3 separate regions of the Homo sapiens genome follow, and all the other regions are linked to region 1. A link is an interaction called in ENCODE POLR2A ChIA-PET data of the cell type or tissue named here. Cell type or tissue: HepG2. All regions are shown on one strand.

Region 1 (8,000 bases):
CCAGACTGCACCTAATAGTCTAGGATTTGCTGGCTCCCTTCCTGCCTCATCAGCTGGGCTCCTGGATTGAGGCAACACGATCTCCTCTTTTTGCCAAAGGGGCTGGTCCAGCAGGGAGGAGCCTAGACCCCTCTCCAGTCCTCTCTGGACCTAGCTAACTTTGTTTCAAGGAGTCTTTTCTGTAGAAGGTTTATTAATTGAGATATTGCCATTGGAAACCCAGTTCTGCTCTCAAGATACTTCCAGTTGAATTAGAGAGAAAAGACATAATATACATGAAAGGAGATCTTGTAAAAGCCAACAATAAATGCTAAATGCCAAATGAGGGAAGGACTTCACAGAAGAGGTGAGGTTTACACCGAGCCTTACCACAAAGCGGAGAAAAGAGGGGCTGTAGCTCCCAGTAGGAGAGTCAATGTGGGTTAAGATTTGCAGGCTGAGACCAACTCTCAAGAAGAGACCCGTGGGCAGTGGCAGTCAAATTTTAGGCATATGTGGAGGGGTCTCTTTCATTAGGTAATAAAGCCAAAAAGGTCAGCTAGAACCAGGTTTGTAGGATCTTCAAGTGCCAGGGGGAGGATTCCAAGGCCCTCCTTGGCAGCCCTGGTATCCCAATAGATAGGTCGTGCCCAGGGACTAATGCCCATGCTGGCCACTGGTTGGGCTGCTGATTCCCAGGTGGCAATGGCAGCTTCTGAAATGGGAGCCAGAGCCTTCAACTAATAGTGAGGGGAGGAGTTAAGTGTGGGGCCATTGTCAGTTTAGCTTTTGGCCATCCCAGGTGCTATTCATTTGGCGATTCGGCAAATGTTTATTGAGCACCAACTATGTGCCAGGCCCTGTGCTACATGCTGAAGATGCTAAGATAAACAAGATAAGGTCAAGGACATTGCTCTTGTAGAACTCTTACTTTAATGGGAGAGACAGCTAGCCCGAGAAACAAACAAGATTATTTCAGGGATTGGGTTAAATGCTGTACAGAAAATGAAACTGAGTAATGGAATATCTAGGAAGCAACTATATGCATGGGCCAACTCAGTTACTCAGCTTTGACACTGTTGGGTCTAGTTGGTACCTTTGTTTCCTTTTGTGTTATAGATGGAGGTGATCTTTCAAATCTCCTCTGCAGAGATCCAATGGGATAATGGTTGACTACCATTTATTGAGCACCTAGCCCATGTCAGGTACTCTACATGCATTTTCTCATTTAATTCCCTCACCTAGACTGTGTGCTAAATGGTCCATTAGCCCTACTTTCTTTTCCAGTAAAGAAACTAAGGTTTGGATAAGTGAAGTTGCATGCCAGGGTCCTGCAGCTTTACGTGGTGAATCCTGGATTTGGACCTAGATTGGGCTGGCTCTAAAGCCAGGCTTCTTTCCCCTGCTCCACTCTTGGAATAAATGAAGGATTGTTGGTTCAGGATATGCAGAAAGCTGCTTAGCAAAAGGAGAGTTGGAGAAGCATCTTGGTTTGAGGGTCTTGAAGGACACCTACTGTACTCCCAGCTGAGAGGACTCTTTCTCCTCATCTTCAGGAGGATGCCTCCAGAGCCTGGGGTTACTGTAGGCCTTTGCCAGAGGCATGTTCGGACTTAGCCAGCTGAGTATCCCCTGTTTCCTGCTTTTACCATCTCAGCTGCTGGTCAGGAGGTTTGGGAAGGTGACATCATCTAGCTGAATCAGCTGCTGCTTCTAGATACATTACTGGAACTGAAAGTCATTACCCCTTCCTTCCTGCTCTGCAAGTCTCTTCAGAATGAGGCTGGAGTATGGGTGTTCCACCTGTCTGCAGGGTCATGACTGGAATGGTACTTGCTGCTTTTAAAGAGCTAAAAGGTTTTTAAAAGCTTGTTCATGGAAAAAGCTTTCCTCAAGGCTTCTCAAGCTAAGGGAACAGAGCGTCCTTGAGAGGCAGGAGGATTCACAGGAAGGCCCTCCCCGACTCCCTCTTGTCCACCTACATTTAGCCATATGACCCTTCTGATCTCCTTTGCCTAAGTCCGAGGCTTAGGCCTAGCACTGTAGGATGGGTAAACAAAACGTTATTTGTGGACTTTTTGACCTTAAGACTTTTAGAGTCTGGTCAAGGGGACAAAAAAAAACTGCTTACATTTCAGAGCAGACCAGCCACCACACTATTGGAGATATATTGGAGATCTCCCCTTGACTCACTAATTGAAAAGCAAAAAAGGGCAGGTGTGGTGGCTCATGCCTGTAATCTGAGCACTTTAGGAGGCTGAGGCAGGCAGATTGCTTGAGCTTAGGAGTTTGAGACCAGCCTGGGCAACATGGCGAAACTCTGTCTCTACAAAAAAATACAAAAATTAGCCGGGTGTGGTGTTTCGCACCTGTATTCCCAGCTACTCGGGAGGCTGAGATGGGAGAAACACTTGAGTCCAGGAGGTCAAGGTTGCAGTGAGCCATGTTCACACCACTATACCCCAGCCTAGGTGACAAAGCGAGACCGTCTCCAAAAAAAAAAAGAAGGAAAATCGACTGGGTCCAGTAGCTCATGCCTGTAATCCCAAAACTTTGGGAGTCTGAGGTGGGAGGATCACTTGAGCCCAGGAATTCAACATCAGCCTGAGCAGTACAGTGAGACCTCCATCTCTACAAAAAATTTGTCAGGCATGGTGGCACATGCCAATAATCTTGGCTACTCAGGAGGCTAAGGTGGGAGGATCACTTGAGCCTGGGAGTTCATGGCTGCAGTGAGCTATGAACACATCTCACAGAACTCCAACCTGGGCGACAGAGCAAAATCCTGTCTCAGAAAAAAGAGTCATTGGAGGGTTTTGAACCAAGAAATGACAGTCCGACATACATTTTTAAAGGATCACCAGGCTGGGCACGATGGTTCACGCCTGTCATCCCAGCACTTTGGGAGGCCGAGGCAGGCAGATCACTTGAGGTCAGAAGTTTAAGACTAGCCTGGCCAACATGGTGAAACCCCATCTCTACTAAAAATACAAAAATTAGCCAGGCATGATGGCGTGTGCCTATCATCCCAGTTACTCAGGAGGCTGAGGCAGGAAAACTGCTTGAGCCCGGGAGGTGGAGATTGCAGTGAGCTGAGATTGTGCCACTGCACTCCAGCCTGGGCAACAAAGCGAGACTCCGTCTCAAAAAAAAAAAAACAGCAACAGCACATGCTGAGGATTCTGTTCAGTGGTTTCCACTTATCAGTATAGCACCTCATTAATCCTCCCAACAGTTTTATGAGGTATGCTCTAGTGGTATCCACATTCTACAGAGAAGAAAACTGAGACTTTGAGAGGTAAAGTCACCTGTTAGGCCGGGCACAGTGGCTCACGCCTGTAATCCCAGCACTTTGGGAGGATGAGGTGGGCAGATCATGAGGTCAGGAGTTTGAGACCATCCTGGCTAACACGGTGAAACCCCGTCTCTACTAAAAATACAAAAAATTAGCCGGGCGTGGTGGCGGGCACCTGCAGTCCCAGCTACTTGGGAGGCTAAGGCAGGAGAATGGCATGAACCCGGGAGGTGGAGGTTGCAGTGAGTCAAGATCGTGCCACTGCACTCCAGCCTGGGTGACAGAGCGAGACTCCGTCTAAAAAAAAAAAAAAGAAAGTCACCTGTTAAAGATTACACAGCAAACTGCCAGCATCCAAAGCCTGTCCTCTTCCCTCTTCCATTTGAATAGGCTCCTTCCAGCCAACATTCATGTATATTCTATCCAGGCTCCAAAGTCCAGTACCAAGCCAGTCTTTTCCAGGAAGCCTTCCCCAAGCTTATCTAATGGCCTGTCCCTCTATTGAGAGCTGATCTACAGAGCTACCATCCATTGAGCACTCCATGGGTGCTAAGTATACTGCTGAATGATTTAAATATGTTATCTCATGTAATATTCCAAGGAGCCATATGCCCTGTGACATCCATTTTACATGTGAAAATAGTGAAGCTAAAATATAGGCACATGCCATCATGCCTAGCTAATTTTTTTTTTTTTTTTTTTTTTGAGATAGAGTCTTGCTCTGTTGCCCAGGCTGGAGTGGCTTGATCTCGGCTCACTGCAGCCTCCGCCTCCTGGATTCAAGTGATTCTCCTGCCTCAGCCTCCCGAGTAGCTGGGATTACAGTCACCCACCACCATGCCCAGCTAATTTTTGTATTTTTGGTAGAGACAGAGTTTGACCACGTTGGCCAGGCTCGTCTCGAACTCCTGACCTCAGATGATCCACCCGCCTCGGCTTCCCAAAGTGCTAGGATTACAGGTGTGAGCCACCACACCCGGCCGACTAGCTTATTTTTAAATTTTTAGTAGAGACAAGGTCTCACTGTGTTGTCCAGACTGGTCTCTAACTCCTGGGCTCAAGCAGTCCTCCCACCTTGACGTCCCAAAGTGCTGCGATTACAGGCGTTAGCCAGCAGTGTCTGGCCTCTAATGACACTTTATTCATGAGAATAAATGCCAAAATGTATACAGTGCATGGGCATATGACTGGGAGACCTTGGTACGCCAGCAGTGGCAAGGACAGTCACCTAGAAGTAAGTGCCCTAGAGTACACCGAACCTGGGTTTCAACTGCCCAGGCTTACTCCTTCTCAAAACCAGCCCTTTTCCAGCTTTGTGTCCCTGTGTGTTTGCATGGGTGCAGGCACAAGTAGATGACACAGTGGTGATGCTATGCACCCAGGACATTTCATAATAGGGAAGGACGTTGACCGCTGCCATGGGGTACCAAAGGTCATCAGGGCTGTGAAAGCCAAGGACACTCAGGCAGCCTTACTCCCCTTTGAGTCTGAGTCATTTCCTGAGGGATATTGGTCATTCATTCATTTGTTCATTAACAAGTATTTATTGCATTCCTGTCATATATCAGGGACTGAGCTAAAGGTTGGACATACAGTCTGAACGAACCAAAGTCCCTATTCTCACCCAGTGGACATTCCAAGGTGGGTGACAGATTTTAAGTAAATTAACATGTCAGGGCTAGGCATGGTGGCTCTCGCCTTTAATTCTAGCACTTTGGGAAGCTGAAGTGGGAGTATTGCTTGAGCCCAGGAGTTCGAGACCAACCTGGGCAACATAGTGACAACCCACCTCTAAAAAATAAATAACATGTGAGGTAGTATTTAGTGATATAGGGAAAAATAAAGCAGAGAAAAGGGATTAGGGATGGGAAAAGGAAGGGTAGGGTAGTTAGGAAGGCCTCTCTGATAAAGTGACATTGGATCTGAATGCAGTGAGGGCATGAGCTGTGCGGATATATGGGGGAATAGTGTTGTAGGCATAGAGAACAGCAAGCCGTAAAACAAAAAAAAGCCAGATGCAGTGGCTCACGCCTATAATCCCAACACTTTGGGAGGCCAAGGCAGGAGGATCACTTGATGCTGAGAGTTTGAGATCAGCCAGAGCGACAAAGCCAGAGTTTAGTTGGGCATAGTGGTGCATGTCTGTAGTCCTAGCTAGCTACTCGGGACACTGAGGCAGGAAGATGGCTTAAATCCAGGAGTTTGAGGCTGCAGTGAGCTATGATCCTGTCCCTCCACTCTAGTCTGGCTGACAGAGCAAGACCTTGTTTCAAAAAAATTAAAAAATAAAGCAAGTACAAAAAAAGACTCTCCAACATATTTAAAGTACAGCAAGTTGGCCAGTATGGCCAGAGTAGAGTAAGCCAGTGGTAGGAATCAGGTCTGAGACGTCACCAGGGGCCAGGTCTTGTAGGGCCACATGGGACCTTGCTTTAAGGGCAGTGGAAAGGCATGGAGGATTTTTAAGCAAAGAAGTGACAGGTTTTAGAAGGATCTCTCTGATGTGGAGAACAAACTCTATGGGTAAGAGCGGGAGCAGGAGACCAGTGAGAAGCCAGGTGGGTGATAACAGCAGTTTATACCAGGGTGGATGGGTGGTGGAAGTGGCGAGCAGTGGTCAGAGCTTCAATACAATTTGAAGGTTGGACCAACTGGATTTGCTGATGTTTGCTGGATAAGAGGTGAGAGAGAAAGGAGTCCAGGTTTTTGGCTTAAGAAACTGGAAAGTCCTTACTGCCATTTAATAAGGGGAAGATGCCTTGGCTGATAGTGATTTCCTGCTAGGGCTGTGGAGTTGAACTGCCTGCATTCAAGTCCTAGTTTGCTTACTGTTTTGTTTTTGTTGTTGTTTTGAGATGAGGTCTCACTATGTTGCCTGTGCTTGTCTCGAACTCCTGGGCTCAAGTGATCCTCCCGCCTCTATCTTCCTGGGATTATAGGTACGCCACCAGGCCCTGCTTACTGTTTGACTTTGAGCAAGTGTTTGACTTTGCCAAGCCTTAGTTTCCTTCAATGTAAGCCTACTGTCTAGATGATAGGCAGTTGGGTGCTGTGAAAACTAAATGAGGGTAATTTGTATGAAGGGCTTAGGACAATGCCTGGCATATGGTAAACCTTCAGTAAGAGTTAGCTCTAATCCTTATTACTATTGTTGGAAGACAAGAAGTCCCAGGGCCTCAAGGTCCTCTGGAAAGCAGGCAGCAGGTCACACTCCACCTCCACCACCCCCTCAAGGAGCCCGCCCTCCAAGAGGCAGCTCAGACACCATCTGTCCAGCAGAGAAAAGCCACAGGGAGACAGCTTTCGGGGAGCATTAGATAGATGAGCCCTTCCCAAGAAACCTAATCTCATTCTCAGCAGGTGCTAATCCCACCACCCTCCCTTGGTATCTGAGCCCAGCCCACCCACTTCCTTCCCCACCCCCATCCTGTGTCCTAGACCCTCTTCCCCTTCTCACCAGCTCCAAGCTGCCACCAGCAAACTTCCTTACCAGATGGAGGGGCTCTGACAGAAGCCCACCACCCATCTGACTGGGCCCAGCCTCTCACATGTATCAGGTCACCAAGGGCTACAGGTGCCACCTGTCCAGAAGCCCCCCCTACAGGTGCCAGTTCCTGGGCGTGGTGCTTGATCCAGGCTGGAGCCAGCTGGAGCCAGGAACTCCCACTGTGCCCCAGCTGCTGCCTGCCCTCCCACCCACAGGCAGAGAAACAGGCTTAACCCTTCGGACACTGCATATGTTGAGTTAGTTGTTACAGTTCTGGCTCAGAGTATTGCACTGTTTCAGTACACTTTTTTTTTTTAAAGAAATTTATCATAAATACAACAGAGAATATCTAATGCATATGTACAATTTTAAAAATAGGAAAATCATCACTTGTAAACTCATCACCCAGATTAATTAATAATCAAACATATGTTTGCCTTGCATGATGGCTTATGCCTGTAATCCCAGCACTTGGGAGGCTGAGGTAGGAGGAATGCTTGAGGCCAGAAGTTTGAGACTAGCCTGGGCAACATAGTGAGACCACCATCTCTACAAAAACTAAAATTAAAAAATAGCTGGGCGTGGTGGTGCACGCCTATAACTCCAGCTACTCAGAAGGTTGAGTCGGGGATCACCTGAGCCCAGGAGTTTAAGGCTGCAGTAAGCTATGATCGCGCCACTGTTCTCCAGTGTGGGCAACAGAGGGAGACCTTGTCTCTAAAAACAAACAAAAATAAACGTGAGTACCTTAGAGCCCCCTGTGTACCCCCTCCCCAATCACAGCTACCCCACCATCCATACTCCTGAGTTCTGTGTTTTCTTTTGTGATATCTTACCATGTCAACCAGGCTAGAGTGCAGTGGCATGATCATACCTCACTTCAGCCTCAAACCTCTGGGCTCAAGTGATCCTCCTGCCTCAGCCTGCCAAGTAGCTAATTTTTTAATTATTATTATTATTTTTTTTAGAGATGGGATCTCACTATGTTGCCTGGGCTGGTCTAGAACTCCTGGCTTCAAGCGATCCTCCTACCTCAGCTTCTCAAAGCACTGGGATTACAGGTGTGAGCCACCACACCTGGCTACCTTTTTTTTTTTTTTTTTTTAAGTTTTACTATATATATATAGGTATATATTCCTAAACAATATAGGATATTCTTCTACATGCTTTTTTTTGTTTTTGTTTTTGTTTTTTTTTTTTGAGACGGTCCCACTTTCTCGCCCAGGCTGGAGTGCTATG
Region 2 (8,000 bases), 62 kb after region 1:
TGTCTGATATCCCCAGCGGGGGGCCAATGGGGGTCCTAGACCTTTGAAGCCCCTTTTTGGGACCTCAATTCACCATCTGAGAAGTGGGAGGAGGCCTAAGTCTTGGGCCAGGGTCTGAAGAGTTTGAGGCTGAGGGCTTGGGTTCTGGTGCCAGCCCCAGCTCAGTCTGGCCAGATTGGAGAACCCCGCTCACTTGTTTGCTCCCCAGAGGAAGCTGGGTGGGGTCCAGGTGGAGAGGGAGCAGTTCTTGAGTCTCTCTTCCCTGCAGGGGCCAGAGGCCCCTGCACCGGCAGAACAGACAGACGGTCTGGCCCCCACCCCTTCCCCCCTAATTGGCTGCCTACGTGCACACAGGCCTGCTCTGCTGGATCTGGTTGGGGTGGGGACTGGGCTTAGCCAGTCTGGCTGAGCCCAGTCTCCCACCCCCAGGGAAGACTCAGGGTTTGGCATCCATGGTGGTGGGGAGGGGCTTTAGAGGATGGGGACTTAACTGGGTCAGAGGGAGGGAGACACACATCTGGGGAAAAGAAGGGGAGTCCCACATCTAGGGAGAGAGAGGGGCACCCAACAAATAGAGTGAGGGAGGGGGCACACTACAGGTGATAAGTGGGAGGGGGCGGCCCACACTTCTGGAAAAGAGGGGCTCCGGCCAGTGATTATGATTAGTGGGTGGGAGAGCTCCACATATCAAGAGAGGGAGGATGTAATCTATATTTGGGGAAAGAGATGGCACACATATGCAGACTCCCCAGGAGTCTTCAACTCTAACCTACAAGAAGCCCCCCAACCCTCTAAGACAGGGACCACTGGGGCGTGACCCAGCGGCGAAGGCAGGAGACCGAGCCGCGCCCCTGACCCGCGCGGGCTTGGGTGGCGGGGTCCTCCCCCAACTCACTCACCTCGCGGGCTCGGCAGTGGGAGCGCGACCTGGGTCTGCCCAGCGAGCAACTGAGAACCCGCTGCGGAGGGACCTGAGTGCGGGCGCCCGCCCCCGGCCCGCCCCACAGCCTTTCTCGGGGCCGCCCCAGCGTGGGAACGTCCTGCTTCGGCAGGGCGTGGGAGCGCACAGCCTGCGTCCCTGGGGGCACCCCGGCCCACAGATTGGGGGGAGGCACTGCAGAGCGCCTCCTGCATCAGTGTCCCTACCGGGGTCCTGCCTCTGGAGACCCTCTGCAGACAGTAGTCCCAAGAACAGGGTCTCCCTGCCTCCTCCACACCTCCCCTCCTTGCTGTTTCTCCCACCTGGGATGTTCTCTTCAGGCCTTTGCAGACGCAAACCTTCCAGCCAGGCCCAATGCCTCCTACTCCAGAAGCATCTTTTAGGCCAGCAGTGGCTCACGCCTGTAATCCTAGCACTTTGGGAGGCCGAGGCGGGAGGATCACCTGAGGTCAGGAGTTTGAGACCAGCCTGCCCAGCATGGCGAAACACCTTCTCTATTAAAAATAGAAAAATTGGGCGGGCGCGGTGGCTCATGCCTGTAATCTCAGCGCTTTGGGAGGCCAAGGCAGGCAAATCACGAGGTCAGGAGTTTGAGACAGCTTAGCCAACATGGTGAAACCCCATCTTTACTAAGAATACAAAAATTAGCTGGGCGTGGTGGCACGCACCTGTAATCCCAGCTACTCAGGAGGCTGAGGCAGGAGAATCGCTTGAACCCGGGAGGCGGAGGTTGCGGTGAGTCGAGATCCGGCTACTGCACTCTAGCCTGGGCAGCAGAGCTAGACTCCATCTCAAAAAAAAAAAAAAAAAAAAAAAAAGTTAGCAGGGCGTGGTGGCGCGCACCTATAGTCCCAGCTTCACAGAGGGCTGAGGCAGGAGAATCACTTGAACCTGGGAAGCGGCTGTTGCAGTGAGCCGAGATCGGGCCACTGCACTCCAGCCTGGGCAACAGAACAAGACTCTGTCTCAGAAAAAAAGAAAAAGAAAAAGAAAAAAAAAATTCCCAGCACTTTGGGAGGCCAAGGGGGGCAGATCATGAGGTCAGGAGATGGAGACCATCCTGGCTAACACAGCGAAACCCCGTCTCTACTAAAAATGCAAACAAAATTAGCCAGGCATGGTGGCAGGCGCCTGTGGTCCCAGCTACTCAGGAGGCTGAGGCAGGAGAATGGCTTGAACCCGCAAGGCAGAGGTTGCGGTGAGCCAAGATCATGCCACTGCACTCGAGCCTAGTGACAGAGCGAGACTCCATCTCAAAAAAAAAAAAAAAAAAAATAGACAAGGCTCAGGCACATTTATTCAAGAATTACTTATAAAACTGGGCGTGGTGGCTCATGCCTGCAATCCCAGCACTCTGGGAGGCGGAGGCGAGCAGATCACCTAACGTCAAGAGTTTGAGACCACCCTGGCCAACGTGGTGAAATCCCGTCTCTACTAAAAATACAAAAATTAGCCGAGTGTGGCAGGGGACACCTATAATTCCAGCTACTCGGGAGGCTGAGGCTAGATAATCGCTTGAACCTGGGAGGCAGACGTTGCAGTGAGCCAAGATCGCACCACTGCACTCCAGCCTGGGTGGTAGAGTGAGACTCCTCAAAAAAAAAAAAAAAAAAAAAAAAACTTAAAAAAAACTTATAAAGACCTGTTTCAGCTGGCATTTATTGCATACTTGTTTACCAGGATAAATGTTGGGGGCTATAGAGCCAAAAAAAACCAGACATAGTTCCTGCCCCCACAGGGCTTACAATTCTGTTCTAGGCAGAGGAAAAGGCCTGTGCAAAGACCCAGAGGCAGGAAAACACAGCATGTTCAAAAAACAGAAGAGACAGGCCAGGTGCAGTGGCTCACGCTGTAATCCCAGCACTTTGGGAGGTCAAGGCAGGTGGATCACAAGATCAGGAGATCGAGACCAGCCTGGCTAACACGGTGAAACCCCATCTCTACCAAAAATACAAAAAATTAGCCAGGCGTGGTGGCATGCACCTGTAGTCCCAGCTACTTGGGAGGCTGAGGCAGGAGAATCGCTTGAACCCGGGAGGTGGAGGTTGCAGTGAGCCAAGATTGCACCATTGCACTCCAGCCTGGGCGACAGAACGAGACTCCGTCTCAAAAAAAAAAAAAAAAACAACTGAACAGAAGAGACAGCCAGGTGCGGTGGCTCATGCCTATAATCCCAGCACTTTGGGAGGCCGAGGCGAATGGATCACCTGAGGTCGGGAGTTTGAGACCAGCCTGGCCAACATGGTGAAACCCCGTCTCTACTAAAAATAAAAAAATTGGCCAGGTGTGGTGGTGCACATCTGTAATCCCAGCTACTCGGGAGGCTGAGGCAGGAGAATCGCTTGAATCTGGGAGGCGGAGGTTGCAGTGAGCCAAGATCCCACCGTTGCACTCCAGCCTGGGCAACAAGAGCGAAACTCCATCTCAAAGCAACAACAAAAACAATAACAAAAGAAGAGAGGTCATCTTGGCCAGAGTGTCATGGTTAAAGGGGAGGCTGGATGGAGGGAGAGGTGGGCTGGACCACCGAGAAGGACCTGTAGGCGGTAGTGAGGAGCTTGGATTTTATTTAAAGAAGGTGATTAAGCTGGCATGGTGGCACACCCCTGTAGTCCCAGGTGCTCAGGAGGCTGAGGCAGGAGGTGGAGGTTGCAGTAAACTGAGATTGCACCACTGCACTCCAACCTGGGCAACAGAATGAGACCCTGTCTCAATAAATAAATAAATAAATAAAATAAAATGAAGGTGGGAGGCAACCAAAGTTAAGAAGAGGAGTGATGTGTTCAAATGAAGCAGAGCACAAGTTCAGTAAATGTGTCCCGGGACTGTTAGTATACGGATGGTGGATGAATGGGAGAGGGCTGGGGGTCCCCTCGGTGGCCTGGAGACCAGAGCTTTCCAGGTCTCCTGGCTCTAGGTCCATGGGGTATGCCCAGCCCCCATGCCTTCCATCAGGGTTCCTATACCCTAGTGAGTCCACAGGGGCCTGCTAAAGACAGTTTCTAAAGGCTGGCCAGGCATGGTGGCTCATGCCTGTAATCTCAGCACTTTGGGGGGCCAAGGTGGGCAGATCACTGGAGGTCAGAAGTTCGAGATTAGCCTGGCCAACATGAAGAAAACCTGTCTCTACTAAAAATACAAAAATTAGCCAAGTGTCGTGGCACATACCTGTAGTACCAGCTACTAGGGAGGCTGAGGCGGAGGTTGCAGTGACCCGAGATCGCACCACTGCACTCCAGCCTGGGCGACACAGCGAGACTCTGTCTCAATAAATAAATAAATAAATAAATAAATAAAGGGAGGGGGCTTAGTCCTGGGGGCAGATGAGCCTAGAAGGCGAGGGGCTCAAGGGAAGGTGTTAGAGGGACCCTAGAGTGCACATCACCTCCATTCTAGACGCTGCCAGAGACAAAACTTTGAGAAGGCAGCTTGGGAGTCTTCCCGAGTTCCAAGAGTCCAGCTCCCAGAACTGACCATGTTGGGCCCAGCGCCCTCTGCTGGTCACTCTGGGAGCTGCTCCTCCCCTTCCCCAACCAAGGTAATTCCAAACGTGAGAGACCCCCAAAAGGATCACCTTGGCCAGGCACCGTGGTTCATGCCTGTACTCCCAGAACTTTGGGAGACCAAGGCGGGTGGATCATCTGACGTCAGGAGCTCGAGACCAGCCTGGCCAACATGGCGAAACCCCGTCTCTAGTAAAAAGACAAAAATTAGCTGGGCGTGGTGGGGGGGGCACTTGTAATCTCAGCTACTTGGGAGGCTGAGGCAGGAGAATCGCTTGAACCCGCGAGGCGGAGGTTGCAGTGAGCCGAAGTCGCACCACTGCACTGCAGCCTGGGCCACAGAGTGAGACTCCCTTTCCAAAAAAAAAAAAAAAAAAAAAGGACCACCCCTTACCTCGGTCACTGAGCAGGATGTTCTACAGAACAGCCCTATGGACAGAGGACAGGGGAAGACACTCCTTCTTTAAGAACCTGGAGGAGAGCATGCCTTGTCTTTTTTTTTTTTTTTTTTTAAGCTTTGTAGAGACAGGGTCTTGTTATGTTGCCCAGGTTAGTCTTGAACTCCTGAGCTCAAGGGATCCTCCTGCCTTGGTCTCCCAAAGAGCTGGGATTATAGGCGTGAACCACTGCGCCAGGCGGAAGGTCATGAGTCTTGCCAGACCTTTTTCAGGGTGGCTGGGAGGGCGGTGGCTGCACTGGAGTGAGTGGCCTGTGTCTATGCATGGCTCTACTACAGCCACTCTGGCCAAGCGGCACCATTTCTGGGCCTCAGTTTCCCCCATCTCCTCAGTTTCACAGGGTCTTCCAAGGGAAGGCATTTGGGAAAGGCGATCCTCTGTTCTTCCCTGCCCTCTTCCGCCCCCGCCTCTGTGGGAACATCAGGCTCCAGAAGTTGAGTGATGCTGTGATAAGGAACATCTGTGGGGGAAGCCCAGCCCCGGACTGAGGGCCATGGGGTGGAGGCCGGCCCTGAGTAGCTCACGGTGAATATAGCCTGCAGGACAACTGCGGAGCCTCCTTTCAAGGTCCTGAACCTGGGAAGAGACGGACTGTCCCTTAAGGCAGGCCACTCGGGGTCCCAGAGCCGAGGAATAAGGGTCTTCTCCTGGAACCGCGGGGGGTCCAAGGGTGGAAGGGACTCCGGACACGGCATTCAGGCCACTTGTCGTGACAGGCCCGACATGCTGAGAGCTCTGGGATAGGCTGAGACCTGCCAGCAGGAGGGATGGCAGCTCACGCTCACTTGATCAGCTCCAGGGAGCCCCCAGATTCTGCCCAGATGCAAAGACCTGAGCCATGGCCTCAGCATCCCCCCACCAGCCAGGCTCTAGGTATCACACAGGACCCACCTCCGGCCTGCCAGCCCAGAGGGGATACTGTGGAAGAGCTAGGCCTCACGCAGGACCCTAAGGTGAAAATAGGAAGAGGAGCTGGACAAAGCGTCACAGACCCAGACCCCCAGCCCTTCAGGAGGCCCGGGAGCCCCTTGAACCCAGGGAGGAGGTCTAGTACAGGAGGAGCGGGGAGAGGCGAGAGTGGGCAGAGCTAACCACAAGGAGCGGGGCCAGGCGACAGCAAGGGAACCGGGCGCCGAGGGGGCAGAGCCAGCGAGCCGATGGGCGAGGTCAGTGAGCCGAGGGCCCTGGCCAGGAGCGGAGAGCAAGGCCCACCCAGCTCACCTGTGGGAGCGGAGGCTCTGCGGAGCTATGGGAATCACCGAACGCTGAGGGTGTCTCGGCAGCAGCTCAGGCTCGGAGGACGTCGCGGGAAGACCCGCAGCTCTGGTGGACCGTCCAGCAAGCGCTTCTAAAACCGTGGACAGACACGCCAGGCCAGAACCAACACTGAGGGCTGGGCACGGTGGCTCGCCCCTGTAATCCTAGCACTTTGGGAAGCTGAGGTGGGAGGATTGCTTGAGATCAGTAGTTCAAGACCAGCCTGGGCAAAATGGTGAGACCTTGTCTCTATATAAAAAAAAAAAAAAAAAAAAATCAAAAAATTAGCAGGATGTGGTGGCGCACACCTGCAGTCCCAACTAAGGAGGCTGAGGTGGGAGGAGTGCTTGAACCTGGGAGGTCGAGGCTGCAGTGAGCTGTGATTGCACCACTACATTCCAGCCTGGGTGACAGAGCAAGATCCTGTCTCAAAAAAACAAACTGACGTTGAGCTGGGACTGCCATAGGAGTGGATGGCCACTAATGGCAGGTTTCCTGGCCTGCCGCAGAACCCATAGCATGATCGGGGTAGATGAATGCCCTTGGCTAGATTTCACCGGGACAGGACAGGACAGGTGGCCTAGAGATGGAAACTTCCTGGGGCAGGTCAGATCTCTTCATACCATTGCCGTCTCCTCCTCCCTACCAGGGCAGACACACTAGAGGAGTGGGGCTGAGGGAGGCGTCCAACCTGGCAAAGGGGCTGAGGTGGTGAGATCTGGGAGTGCAGGTGTCACATCAGCCCTAGGGGTAGGCACTAGTGCCTTCACATCCTGGAGGCCAGGGCCTCTGTCTTCTCTGAGACACAATTGGCTCCTGCACATGGGCATGGGTATTTGGCCCCCAGATGTGGGGACAGCCTATGTGGGGACAGCCTCATGGTATCCTTGAGCCTTTCTTGGCACCGCTGGCTTCCCAATAAACTCCTTAGCCTGACGTTCAAGGTCCCCACTACCAAACCTTCCAAATACAGCTTCTTCATCAGCCTCTCTTGCTCTCCCACCATGCCCCAGCCACACTGGGCTTCAGTTCCTAGAACACACCCACCTTGCCCATGACAGGGCCTTTGTAATTGCTCTTCCCTCTGCTGAAATGCTCTTCTCTCAAGGGCAAGTCTTATTCCCACTCACCTGTTCCATCTGAGAGAGCTCTACCGGAGCAATACACCCGGCCTCTCACCCACAGACCAAAGCTATGCTTTACAAACTAGTTTATCAGGAATTGTGGCAAATTGTATTTTCAAAGAAGATAGCCTATCAATATCTCCAATTCGACATGCTCATTGTACAATTATGACCTTGACACTTGAGTGTGGGATCTATGTCCCCCTTCCTTCAGCCTGGATGTACCTTTGTGACAGCATTAAACAGCAGAATATGGTGAAAGTTGCTATGTGACTTCTAGATCATAAAAATGCCATGTGGGCCCGGGTGGGGTGGCTCACGCCTGTAATCCCAGCACTTTGGGAGGCTGAGGTGGGTGGATTGTGAGGTCAGGAGTTCAAGACCAGCCTGGCCAAAATGGTGAAACCCCATCTCTGCTAAAAATACAAAAAAATAGGCTCAACGCCGTGGCTCATGCCTGTAATCCCAGCACTTTGGGAGGCCGAGGCAGGTGGATAACCTGAGATCAGGAGTTCGAGACCAGGCTGACCAACATGATGAAACCCTGTCTCTGCTAAAAATACAAAAATTAGCCGGGCGTGGTGGTGGGCGCCTGTAACCCCAACTACTCAGGAACCTGAGGCAGGAGAATCGCTTGAACCCGGGAGGCGGAGGTTGCAGTGAGCTGAGATCGCACCACTGCACTGCAGCCTGGGTAACAAGCGAGACTCTGTCTCAA
Region 3 (8,000 bases), 85 kb after region 1:
GGCAATAAATCATATAATAGAATACTACAAAGTGGGCTGGGTGCGGTGGCTCACGCCTGTAATCTCTGCACATTGGGAGGCCAAGGTGGCGGATCACCTGAGGTCGGGAGTTCGAGACCAGCCTGACCAAAATGGAGAAACCCCGTCTCTACTAAAAATACAAAATTAGCTGGGCATGGTGGCGCATGCCTGTAATCCCAGCTACTCGGGAGGCTGAGGCAGGAGAATCGCTTGAACCCAGGAGGCAGAGGTTGCGGTAAGCTGAGATCGTGCCATTGCACTCCAGGTTGGGCAACATGAGCAAAACTCCATCTCAAAAAAAAAAAAAAGAATACTACAAAGTGGTGGAAATGAATGAATGAAGGCAAGAAATCAACATGGATGACTCTCATGTAATTCATGTTGCATGAGAAAATCAGGTTGCAGAAAATTGCATATAATATGATTTTATTTATATAAAAGGCAAAACCAGGTAATATCAAGTAATGGATTGTTTAAGGATGCATACTTGTACATATGTGAAAAAAAATAAAAGAACAAGCAATTGATTAACACAAAGTTCTGGATAAGAGGTAAAATCTTATGGGGATTTTATCCTGAAGGGCAAACACAGGCTTCAAATGAACTAATATTCTATTTCAAGCAGAGAGGCTGGTACTTGTGTGTTTTATAGTTTTATATATATACATATATGTGTATATATACATATGTGTGTATATACATATATGTGTGTATATATACATATATACACATGTATACATGTGTATATACATATATACACATGTATACATATGTATATACATATATACATATATACACATGTATACATATGTATATACATATATACATATATACATACACATACATATATACATATATATACACACACATATATATACACACATATACACACACACACACACACACACATTTTTTTTTTTTTTTGAGACAGAGTCTTTGTTGCCCAAGCTGGAGTGCAGTGGCGCAATCTCGGCCTCCCAAAGTGCTGGGATTAAAGGCGTGAGCCACCGCACCTGGCCGGTTTTATTATTATCTTTAAACTGCAGACGTGTGATATCTGCTCTATTGTAGGTGTGATACATTTCACAATTGAAAAAAAGAAATTTCCAAGATTAGGCCAGGCGTGATGGCTCACACCTGTAATCCCAGCACTCTGGGAGGCCGAGGTAGGCAGATCACCTGAGGTCAGGAGTTCAAGACCAGCCTGGTCCACATGGTGAAACCCCATCTCTACTAAAAATACAAAAAATGAGCCAGGCTTGGTGGCGAGCCCAGATTGCGCCACTGCACTCTAGCCTGGGCGAAAGAGTGAAACTCTGCCTCAAAAACAAAAAACAAAAAACAAAAACAAAAACAAAAAACAAAATTAGCTTGAGCGCCGTGGCTCACGCCTGTAATCCCAGCACTTTGAGAGGCTGAGGCAGGCTTATCACCTGAGGTCGGAAGTTCGAGACCAGCCTGATCAACATGGAGAAACCCGTCTCTACCAAAAATACAAAATTAGCCAGGCGTGGTGGCTGGCGCCTGTAATCCTAGCTACTCGGGAGGCTGAGGCAGGAGAATCGCTTGAACCCAGGAGATGAGTTTGCAATGAGCCAAGATCGCGCCACTGCACTCCAGCCTGGGCTACAAAAAAAAAAAAAAAAAAAAAAAAGCCGGGAGCGGTGGCTCACGCCTGTAATCCCAGCATTTTGGGAGGCCGAGGCAAGCGGATCACGAGGTCAGGAGATCGAGACCACGGTGAAACCCCGTCTCTACTAAAAATACAAAAAAATTAGCCGGGTGCGGTGGCGGGCGCCTGTAGTCCCAGCTATTGGGGAGGCTGAGTCAGGAGAATGGCGTGAACCCGGGAGGCGGAGCTTGCAGTGAGCCGAGATCGAGCCACTGCACTCCAGCCTGGGCGACAGAGCCAGACTCCGTCTCAAAGAAAAAAAAAAAGAAAAGAAAAGAAAGAAGAAAGAAAAGAAAAAGAAAAAGAAAAGAAATTTCCAAGATTAGCCCAAGATCTCCTCCTTTAAAAGGGAAGGAATGCCGGGCACGCTGGCTCACGCCTGTAATCCCAGCACTTTGGGAGGCTGAGGCGGGCGCATCACGAGGTCAGGAGATCGAGACCATTCTGGCTAACACGGTGAAACCCCCTCTCTACTAAAAATACAAAAAATTAGCTGGGCGTGGTGGCGGGCGCCTGTAGTCCCAGCTACTCCGGAGGCCGAGGCAGGAGAATGGCGTGAACCCTGGAGGCGAAGGTTGCAGTGAGCCGAGATCGTGCCACTGCACTCCAGCCTGGGCGACAGAGCGAGACTCCATCTCAGAAAAAAAAAAAAAAAAAGGGAGGGAATGAGGCTCATAGGGGGTTGTCACAAGCAAGGAAGAGGAAAGAGGATGAGAGAATGGGGGAAACGGTAGCCAAAGGGGGCCTGAGAGAAGGGGCTGAGGGTTTACATGTGCGCAGAACTCTTCACTCTCCTAACACGCTTGCAGCTCTGACTGCAGTTCCCAAGGCGTCCACTAGAGGCCACCAAGGCATCAGCCTCCGCCTCTCGCCGCAACCAGGCCGCCTTTCTCGCCCACGGTGGCATAGCCCGGGCTCTGCCCGGGAGGGGGCGCTGGTGGCCAAAGGAAGACGGGGGCGGGCACAGCGCCTGCGTTTGCAGCTGCATGAGACCAGGTGCTCTGGAAAGCGCTGGCCCGCTTCCCAGCTCTTCTCTGCCGCCCAGAGATTTTAGGGTCTCAAACCCAAAAACCGGGCCGGACAGGGTGGCTCACGCCTGTAATCCCAGTGCTTTGGGAGGCAGAGGCGGGAGGATTGCTTGAGCCCAGGATTTTGAGGCCAGCCTGGGCAACCATGCAAGACCCCGTCTCTATTAAAACAACAACAGGCCGGGCCCGGTGGTTCACGCCTGTAATCTCAGCACTTTGGGAGGCCGAGGCGGATGGATCACCTGAGGTCAGGCGTTGGAGACCATCCTGGCCAACATGATGAAATCCCGTCTCTACTAAAAATACAAAAAATTAGCTGGACGTGGTGGTGCACGCCATAGTCCCAGCTACTCGGGAGGCTGAGGCAGAAGAATCGCTTGAACCCAGAAGGCAGAGGTTGCAATGAGTCGAGATTGCGCCACTGCACTCTAGCCTGGTGACAGAACGAGACTTTGTCTCACAATTAAAAAAAAAAAAAAAATTAGCTGGGCGTGGTGGCAGGCACCTGTAACCCCAGCTACTTGGGAGGCTGAGGCAGGAAAATCGCTTGAACCCAGGAGGCGGGGGTTGCAGTGAGTTGAGATGGTACCATTGCACTCCAGCCTGGGTGACAAGGAGGAAACTGTCTCAAAAAATATATAAATAAATAAAAATAAATTAATAAAATAACAAAACAAACCCAAGCAACGAACAGCACCCACAGACACGATTCTTTGTCTTCTGCAGCTATGCCTTCAAGCTTGGGCCCTGCTCGGTCTCGTCTATATATAAAGAAGAGGATCTAGGTTTGTGCAGCCTCTAAGGAAAAGAATACAACATTTTGCAAATCTTGCAAAACACACAGAAATCATGCTAACACATGGCTGATACTCTTTCCATGTGAGGAGGCTTGAAGTTTAAGCTTAAGTAATTTCCAGGTAAATGCACCTCTGATTACACATCTGCATATTTATCTACTGCGTGTCTCCCACTAAGAATGTAAGTTCCAAGACTGCAAGAATTTGTATCTGAATTGTTAACTCCTGGGGCCCGGTTCCTAGTATATTGTAGAAGCTTTATAAACTATTTGTTGAAAGAACCAGTTGGGGCTAGTTTCACAGGTAGAAGTACAATGGCCTAGCCTGAGGCTTGAGGAGTGCAAAGGTTTGGGATGATATCACTGAAACCTCAAAACGGTGAGTATAACACCCATTTAAAAGCTGGGAATGAGGCTGGGCGACATGGTGGCTCACACCTGTAATCCCAGCACTTTGGGAGGCCAAGGCGGGCAGACCACGAGGTCAGAAGGTCAAGACCAACCTGGCCAACACGGTGAAACCCCGTCTCTACTAAAAACACAAAAATTAGCTGGGCGTGGTGGCACGTGCCTATAACCCCAGCTACTTGGGAGGGTGAGGCAGGAGAATCACTTGAACCTGGGAGACACAGGTTGCAGTGAGCTGAGCTCCTGCCACTGCACTCCAGGCTAGCAAGAGAGGGAGACTCTGTCTCAAAAAAAAAAAAAAAAAAAAAATGCTGGGGATGGCAGGGTGCAGTGGCTCACACCTGTAATCCCAACAATTTGGGAGGCCAAGGCAGGTGGATCACCTGAGGTCAGTAGTTCGAGACCAACCTGGCCAACATGTAGAAACCCTGTCTCTACTAAAAATACAAAAATTGCTGGGCGTCGTGGTGCACACCGGTAGACTCAGCTACTGGAGGGGCTGAGGCAGGAGAATTGCTTGAACCCAGGAGGCAGAGGTTGGCAACAGAGTGAGACTCCGTCTCAAAAAAAAAAAAAAAAATGCTGGGGATCCTAAGAGCCCAGGAGGTGAAGCAGGTGCCCAACCAGAAGTGGCACTGGGCCTAGAACCCGCATTTGCCTTGCCTCTTGCCCTGCCTTTGCTCCCAGCCACTGTCCTCCCTTTAACCCCCCTTGCACAAGGCCTTGATGCAACCCTGTACTGGCCTGGGGCACCCTGCTTGAGGACAGCGTTGGGAACGAGGTTTTGCAAGAGTTGCAGCAGGAAGCAGCACCAGCCAGGGCAGGTCCAGGGAGATAAGGGCACCCTCGCCCCTCCCTGTGCTCCTCCTGGCCTTCTGGTTTCCTCTTCCCTTCCCTTTCCTGGAAAGTGGCGCCTGCCTGGACCCTGGCCCCAGCCTCGCCCAGCTCCTGGCCTGGCCCTGTGACTCACCTCCTTTCTTTCCGGCAGCCATGCTAGGATGTGAGACCTGCCTGCCACCAGGAAGCCCTGCTGTGTGTGACACTGGGCAGCAGGGAGCTCTCTCTGGCTGGCAGTTCCTGGTGCTCAATAAGAGTGACTGGCATGGGTCGGGTGTGGTGGCTCACGCCTGTAATCCCAGCACTTTGGGAGGTTGAGGAGGGCTGATCACCTGAGGTCAGGAGTTCGAGGCCAGCCTGGGCAACATGGTGAAACCCCGTCTCTACTAAATATATAAAAATTAGCCAGATGTGGTGGTGCGCGTCTGTAATCTCAGCTACTCAGGAGGCTGAGGCATGAGAATTGCTTGAACCCGGGAGGCGGAGGTTGCAATGAGCCAAGATCACGCCACTGCACTCCAGCCTGGGCGACAGAGCGAGACTCTGTCTCAAAAAAAAAAAAAAAAAAAAAAAAAGAGCCGGGCACGGTGGCCTCATGCACTTTGGGAGGCTGAGGAGGGTAGATCACCTGAGGTCAGGAGTTCGAGAGCAGCCTGGCAAACATGGTGAAACCCTGTCTCTACTAAAAATACAAAAATTAGCTGGGCGTGTTGGCATATGCCTGTAATCCCAGCTTCTTGGGAAGCTGAGGCAGAAGAATTGCTTGAAACTGGGAAGCGGAGGTTGCGGTTGAGTCGAGATCGCCCCATTGCACTCCAGCCTGGGTGACGAGGAAAACTGTCTTAAAAAAAAAAATAGACATTCCCCAATATGGGTTGCAAAAATTGTGATATGTGTATATTTCTTGCATTTATCTGAGTTATGCTTTTAAAACAAATAAATATAATGACCAGGTATGATTTCAGTTGGAAATAAGATGAAAGGCTTTATAAACTGGACATACTGTGGGAACATGAGGCCCCTCATAAACCTGATTTAGACAAGTCTGATTTCTGGAAAGTCCTCTAAGGTAATGTGCAATGTGGCCTTGGGTGGGTCACCTCACCTCTTTGATGCCTCCGTTTTCTCATCTGAAAAGTGAACACAGGCCGGGCACGGTGGCTTACATCTGTAATCCCAGCTCTTCGGGAAGCTGAGGTGGGCAGATCCCTTCAGGTCAAGAGTTCGAGACTAGCCTGGCCAACATGGTGAAAACCCTTTTCTACAAAAAAAATACAAAAATTAGCTGGGCATGGTGGCACGTGCCTGTAATCCCAGCTACTCGGGAGGCTGAGGCAGGAGGATCACTTGAACCTGGGAGGTGGAGGTTGCAGTGAGCCAAGATGGTGCCACCGCACCCCAGCCTGGGCAATAGAGGGAGACTCTGTCTCAAAAAAACCAAAAAAGTGAATATACCAGTAGGCCCACACCTGGTAGGGCTGTTGAGACAATCCGCTCAAAACACTTTATTGCAATATGCACTAAGTATCTACCATGAGCCTGTGCTATGCTTTTTAGGTGCATTGGTTCAATTAATCCTTGAAGCCCAGGTTCTGAAGCCCGTTTTCCAAAAAAGAAGAGGCTCTGACAGGTGAAGTGATGAGCATCAAGGTTGATTCTGGGCTTGTGTTCTACCTGCCTCCCTACTAAAATGTTAGCCTATTACTCTTGTTGTAGTGGTGGTGGTTGCTCTTATTAAAATGAGCATATGATGATAGCACTGGCCTCGTTAACAAGTTCTGACGATTAAATGAATTGATATTGTAAAGAGTTTAGCATGGTGCCCAGCACACAATAAGCTCTCTGTATTTCTTAAATAAAATTAACAGTACAGCCCCGGAAAGGCAGAGTCCAGTGCCCAAGAAACTTGGTCCTCGGGTTTCTCGGCATCTTCCACCCCAGCTCCTGGCTTCGTCCTGTCCAGGAGGGGTTAAGGAGTTAATGATTTCCAAAGGAGCAGGGTTTTGTGTGTTACATGCACACACACCGGTGGCCTCTGTCCCCCCTCCCTCTGCGAGGCCCGGAGCCTCTTATGCAAGCCGCCGGCGCCCGCCGGTTCCCAGGCCCGGCTGCAGCTGGGGGCGGAGGGGCAGGGCGGGGGCGGCGCGCTGTTTGTCTAGCGCGGCTGTGCCAAAGGCTGCGGGCCCCAGACAGCCAGGCGCCTCCGTACACCTGGGGATGCTCAGGTTAAATAGCTCCGCATTCCTCGGGCCCAGCTGATGGAAACGCTCCCAGGCCGCCGCGGAGCCGGCCTCCAGATGGGCTGGGTCTGGGCCAAAGGGGAACAGAGGGAAACGTGGAATCCAGAGTGTGCCTGAATGGCGGGGGAGGTGGCCCAGGCCCCCGCCGCAGCCCCTTCCTCCCCTGGAAAAAGGCCCTGCATGTCGGAGTACGCGAGGGGGAACCCGCTCAGACCCCGTGGGTGGGCTTGCAGGCGGGGGCCCACACGTGAGAGTGCGTGCGTGCACACGTGTGCCTCCGAGGACACTCCAAGGACTCACAGGCGACAATAATAATTTATAACTATGAAACATTCTGTGCCAAGCACTGTGCTAAACGTTTTACACACTTACTTTATTTCATTTATTCTGTACTACATTCCGTGAGGTTAGTACTGTAATACAGCAGCCGGTGGGGAGGAGGTAGCAAAGAACATAATTCGCCTGCAAGTACTGGGTTCTTCGATAAAATCCATAAACTGTGGAGGGGGTGTACCTGGCTTAATGTTAGTGCTCAAATCATAATCTTTCATTTGATTTTTTGTTCATCCCCTCTCTGAGCTTGTTCCTTCTGCTGTAAAACTGGGATCACAGTCTTGCCTTTAGCCCCACAGGGATCCATGAAATCGTTTTTGTAAAGGGTTCAGTTGAGCAGAGCCAGGCTTCTGGTGCTAAGGGCTATTGATTTTATTCTATTGTTTATTGACAAAATATATTAATAGCCCTTACCTGTCTGGGACAAGTTCTTTGTCATTCCTGGGACTCAGTTTCTCCATATGTAATACAGGGGGGTTTACCTGGCAGCAATCCTTGAGGGTTGGTGCCCCCAGGACCTAACGATAGCCCAGGGAGTTGCCACGTGAACTTTTGAGGAAGGGTTTGCCCAAACACAGCTGTCCCCACCTTCACTCCAGACCCGCAGAGGCCCAGGAATGCCAACCAATCTATAGAACAGTTATACACACAGAAACCCACAGTGT

Evidence for each region. ChIA-PET counts read pairs that join two places held together with the same protein. Peaks named below come from ENCODE experiments on the same cell type or tissue, not always from the same donor. Only the 100,000 strongest peaks of a DNase experiment are listed, where the experiment ranks them.
Region 2: POLR2A ChIA-PET joins it to region 1 with 10 read pairs; 9 of 35 experiments call an interaction of 5 or more read pairs at or near these places.
Region 3: POLR2A ChIA-PET joins it to region 1 with 15 read pairs; 11 of 35 experiments call an interaction of 5 or more read pairs at or near these places.

Annotation. Positions count from the first base shown.
Region 1 is chr20:31,693,030-31,701,029 of GRCh38, reverse strand. All of the region lies in intron 2 of BCL2L1 (BCL2 like 1), which reads left to right. All of the region lies in intron 3 of BCL2L1-AS1 (BCL2L1 antisense RNA 1), which reads right to left. Among named protein-coding and RNA genes, the nearest start is that of BCL2L1-AS1, 22 kb to the right of the region's middle. RefSeq lists enhancers at 1,596-1,645, 2,029-2,976. In HepG2, no CTCF peak of the experiment used is centred here; DNase peaks (open chromatin) are centred at 1,679, 2,039, 3,689 and 4,699.
Region 2 is chr20:31,630,862-31,638,861 of GRCh38, reverse strand. COX4I2 (cytochrome c oxidase subunit 4I2) reads right to left here and starts at 950. Exons shown (of 5, transcript NM_032609.3): 1 at 900-950. RefSeq lists a silencer at 890-1,029 and enhancers at 4,158-4,658, 4,659-5,159. In HepG2, a CTCF peak has its summit at 4,433 (motif pointing left); a DNase peak (open chromatin) is centred at 4,411; H3K27me3 peaks cover 642 bases.
Region 3 is chr20:31,607,598-31,615,597 of GRCh38, reverse strand. No RefSeq gene overlaps it. Among named protein-coding and RNA genes, the nearest start is that of MIR3193, 4.4 kb to the right of the region's middle. RefSeq lists cis regulatory regions at 4,477-5,075, 6,621-7,196. In HepG2, CTCF peaks have their summits at 2,583 (motif pointing right) and 4,978; DNase peaks (open chromatin) are centred at 2,597, 4,787, 6,897, 7,567 and 1 weaker place; H3K4me3 peaks cover 1,271 bases.